2 separate regions of the Homo sapiens genome follow, and region 1 is linked to region 2. A link is an interaction called in ENCODE POLR2A ChIA-PET data of the cell type or tissue named here. Cell type or tissue: OCI-LY7. All regions are shown on one strand.

Region 1 (2,500 bases), 370 kb after region 2:
TGTACCAATTCATGTATTGACCCTATAAATGATGATAGTGGTTTTGGCAATTCTTTCTTGACTCATCAAAAAGGGAAATTAATAGACAATGTTAATTTACTGCTGACTTTTCTTATTAGATCAATGAGATGAAGAGTCTACCCAGCACCCAAGAGAGTGTTTGAAACATAATAAGCACTCTATACATATTTGTTATTTAAAATAATTAGTAGCTATTATGATTAAGGACATTTTCTTTTTTTTTTTTTTTGGATCTTATCTATGCAGTTAACACTTATAAACATACAGAATTAGTTTTTGGAGCAAGAAACCAGTGTATTGGGGTATGGCAGAGAACATCTGTGTGTACAAAAACTTAATGGAAGGTGTCTTAGTTTGTTCAGCTTGCTATAATGAATTCTTAGACTGGGTAATATATAAGCAACAGAAATTTATTTCTCACAGTTCTGGAGGGTGTGAAGTCCAAGATTAAGTTACCAGCAGATTCAGTATCTGATAAGGGGTGGCTCTCTGCTCCATAGATAGTGTTTTGCTGCTGTGTCCTCACATGATGGAAAGGAACTAGCAGGCTCCCTCAAGCCTCTTGATAAATGCACTAATCCTATTCATGAGGGCTCTGCCTTCATGACTTAATGACCTCCTGAAGGCCTCACCTCTTAATACCATGTCCTTGGGAGTTAGGCTTCAATATATGAAATTTGGAGGGACACCAGCATTCAAACATTCAGCAAAAGGTGTTTTGTCTTCATGAAGCTTTTCCTCTATGTCATTCCATCGGCTCTCCATGTTCTGACACAACTACAGTTCCTATCTTTAAAATGTTCCCACTAGGGCAATCTCTCTATAATTAATGCAAATGTATAATCATCCATCTATTCCCTTTTAAAGCAATTAAAGCTCCTAATAGGTTTTTCTAAGACTTTGAGATAAAACAGAAAATTTTTTTAAAGGATGTTTTTTCCAATTCTGTGAAGAAAGTCTTTGGTAGCTTGATGGTATGGCACTGAATCTATAAATTACCTTGGGCAGTATGGCCATTTTCACGATATTGATTCTTCCTATCCATGAGTACAGAATGTTCTTCCATTTGTTTGTATCCTCTTTTATTTCATTGAGCAGTGGATTGTAGTTCTCCTTAAAGACGTCCTTCACGTCCCTTGTCAGTTGTATTACTAGGTATTTTATTCTCTTTGAAGCAATTGTGAATGGGAGTTCACTCATGATTTGGCTCTCTGTTTGTCTGTTATTGGTGTATAAGAATGCTTGTGATTTTTGCACATTCATTTTGTATCCTGAGACTTTGCCCAAGTTGCTTATCAGCTTAAGGAGATTTGGGGCTGAGATGATGGGGTTTTCTAAATATACAATCATGTCATCTGCAAACAGGGACGATTTGACTTCCTCTTTTCCTAAATGAATACCTTTTATTTCTTTCTCCTGCCTGACTACGCTGGCCAGAACTTCCAACACTATGTTGAATAGGAGTGGTGAGAGAGAGCATCCCTGTCTTGTGCCAGTTTTCAAAGGGAATGCTTCCAGTTTTTGCCCATTCAGTATGATATTGGCTGTGGGTTTGTCATAAATAGCTCTTATTATTTTGAGATACGTCCCATCAATACCTAATTTATTGAGAGTTTTTAGCATGAAGCACTACTGAGTTTTGTCAAAGGCCTTTTCTGCATCTATTGAGATAATCATGTGTTTTTTGTCTTTGGTTCTGTTTATATGCTGCATTACATTTATTGATTTGCGTATGTTGAACCAGCCTTGCATCCCAGGGATGAAGCCCACTTGATCATGGTGGATAAGCTTTTTGATGTGTTGCTGGATTCAGTTTGCCAGTATTATATTGAGGATTTTTGCATCGACGTTCATCAGGGATATTGGTCTAAAATTCTCTTTTTTGGTTGTGTCTCTGCCAGGCTTTGGTATGAGGATGGTGCTGGCCTCATAAAATGAGTTAGGGAGGATTCCCTCTTTTTCTATTGATTGGAATAGTTTCAGAAGGAAGGGTACCAACTCCTCCTTGTACCTCTGGTAGAATTCAGCTGTGAATCCGTCTGGTCCTGGACTTTTTTTGGTTGGTAGGCTATTAATTATTGCCTCAATTTCAGAGCCTGTTATTGGTCTATTCAGGAATTCAACTTCTTCCCTGAACCAAAAAAGAGCCTGCATTGCCAAGACAATCCTAAACCAAAAGAACAAAGCTGGAGGCATCACGCTACCTAACTATCCTACAAGGCTACAGTAACCAAAACAGCATGGTACTGGTACCAAAACAGAGATATAGATCAATGGAACAGAACAGAGCCCTCAGAAATAATACCACACATCTACAACCATCTGACCTTTGACGAACCTGACAAAAACAAGAAATGGGGAAAGGATTCCCTATTTAATAAATGGTGCTGGGAAAACTGGCTAGTCATATGTAGAAAGCTGAAACTGGATCCCTTCCTTACACCTTATACAAAAATTATTTCAAGATGGATTAAAGACT
Region 2 (2,500 bases):
CTAAGCTCCTTTGTGAAACAAAGTGGAATAAACAAATAGATACATATATTAACTACATATAAAAAGATGGTATTTCTGTACATTTTAAATATACAGAATTATAGTATATATTTTTTATGGGTTATATTAAAAGAATACACCGATAGACTAAAAATTTATATGCCAAATGTTTGATAGTGATTGGGTAGGGTTAGGAGGTATAGTCTGTCAATTGGGAGAGAAATTGTACTTTAGGAAATTTTCTTAAAAATAATGATTTTCTTCCTATTTTTTTGTGTGTTTTATTAATAAAATCTTGAATAAAAAATAACAAATACTTAACAATTCATTCTACATGGTGGAATCATGAATATTTATTGTACTATTCTTTAAATTGATCTATATTGTTAAACCTCTCAAAAGAGAGTTAAATATGTTAAGACAGTATGAAAGATAGTGTATAAGCTGTGCCTTCCACTCTGGAAGAATTTATAATGCAAAAGTAAACAAGCCTGCCTGAGGTGAGACAGATGGGAGGTAAATAAAGACCAGCAAAGTATTTTACTAGACGGTATGCATTATGACATATGGACCGTGTTCTTATCATGAAACCCCAGCATATTAAACAGTGGTAGAACACAAGAGCATGTATTGTAATAGTAGAGTATTGTGAGTAGCAGCATGTATGTAGTGTAAAGTTTAATAGCATGTTTTGGTCTGATGTGACATCAGAGATACAAAAAGAAATACAGGCTTAGTTGATTTTCATGTGGCTTTTCAATTGTCATTGCAAGAATATAATCTGTTGTCATCAGGTTTGAGAAGTACATAAGGAACTGCAGTTCCAGATTGTAGAGACCCAGGAGTCTGTGAAAGATGAAAAGGACAGTATGATAAGGTTAGATAAATAAGAGAACTGTAAATATACCTAACTCCCTTGAAACCTTTGCATATTCTTCCTGCCGGAACCAAAGATTTCTACTTGACCAGTCAAGGTAGAAGGAAGTGTGTTCTATTGAAAAGTCTTCTATGACCACAACTTGTACTGGAAACACCTGTGGTGATTTTTAAAAAATGAAGATTCTGACCACATTCCAAACAACCAAATCAGATGTTCTGAAGGTTTGGATAATGTATTTTAATTTCTTATTGAGAATTGTTGGGTTATGGAATAGTAATTTGATAGTAGATTCTGGCATGAAACATTAGAATGACAGAGTCTAAAAGTCCTCATTATAAAGCTATATTTCAAGAAGTATGAAACAGAAATCCTATAGAATTAAATAAAATCTGAATGATTCAAGAAAATGAGCAGGCAAGCACAGACTGGGAGAAAATTTTGCAAAAGACACATCTGATAAAGAACTGTTATCAGAAATATACAAAGGATTCTGAAAGCTTAACAATAAGAAATCAAAACCCAATTAAAAAAATGGGCTAAAGATCTGAACAGACTCCTCACCAAAGAAGATATACAGATGGCAAATAAGCATATAAAAAGATGCTTCCCATTATCCATCATTAGGGAATTGTGAAACAAAACTGAGATACCAGGACACATGTATTAGAATGGCCAAAATATAAAACTCTCACAACAGTAAATGCTGATGAGGATGTGTAGCAAAAAGAACTCTCTTTCATCTCTGGTGGGAATGAAAAATGGTAAGCTATTAATACTTTGGAAGATGTTTGAGCAGTTTCTTAGAAAACTAAACATTCTCTTATCATATGATCTAGCAATTGCACTCCTTTGTATTTACTGAAAGAAGTTGAAAACTTATATCTACACAAAAACCTGCACATAGGTGTCTATTGCAACCTGATTTATAATTGCAAAAACTTGGAAGTAACCAAGATATTCTTCAGTAGATGAATGGATAAACTGTGGTACAATCAGACAAGAAATTATTCAGTGCTTAAAAGAAATAAGTTATCAAGCCACGAGAAGACACGGAGAAACCTTAGATGCATATTCCTAAATGAAAGAAGATAATCTGGAAAAACTGCATACTGTGTGATTCAGCTATATGACATAATGGAAAGGCAGAACTATGAGACAGTAAAAAGATCAGTAGTTGCCAGTGGGGAGTGGGCAGAGAGGAGGATAGAGAGAGCACAGAGGATTTTTAGGACAGTGAAACTATTATTTAGGATATTATAATGGTAGATACATCTCATTATATACTTATCCAAACCCATAGAATGTACAACACCAAAAGTAAACTCTAATGTAAACTGTGGGCTGTGGCAATAATGAGGTATTAATGTAGGTTCCTTGACTGTAAAATAAACCTACCACTGTCATGTGGGATCTTGCTAGTGGTGGAGTTTGTGTGTGGAGGGGGTGGTGTATGGAAATTCCTTGTACTTTCTGGTCAGTCTTGCTGTGAACATAAAACTTCCCTAAAAAACAAAGTCTCTGATAAAAACTGTAATCATTGATTGGTTCCTTCATTTATTTATTCATTCAAAATGTTAATTGCATGCTTATTGTGTGTTTAGCATTCTGTTGTCCTTTAGG

Evidence for each region. Peaks named below come from ENCODE experiments on the same cell type or tissue, not always from the same donor. Only the 100,000 strongest peaks of a DNase experiment are listed, where the experiment ranks them.
Region 1: POLR2A ChIA-PET joins it to region 2 with 6 read pairs; 2 of 35 experiments call an interaction of 5 or more read pairs at or near these places.

The regions. Positions count from the first base shown.
Region 1 is chr9:22,883,638-22,886,137 of GRCh38, forward strand. No RefSeq gene overlaps it. Among named protein-coding and RNA genes, the nearest start is that of LINC01239, 240 kb to the left of the region's middle. In OCI-LY7, no CTCF peak of the experiment used is centred here; no DNase peak of the experiment used is centred here.
Region 2 is chr9:22,516,329-22,518,828 of GRCh38, forward strand. No RefSeq gene overlaps it. Among named protein-coding and RNA genes, the nearest start is that of DMRTA1, 71 kb to the left of the region's middle. In OCI-LY7, no CTCF peak of the experiment used is centred here; DNase peaks (open chromatin) are centred at 531 and 973; H3K4me3 peaks cover 1,672 bases; H3K27ac peaks cover 2,500 bases.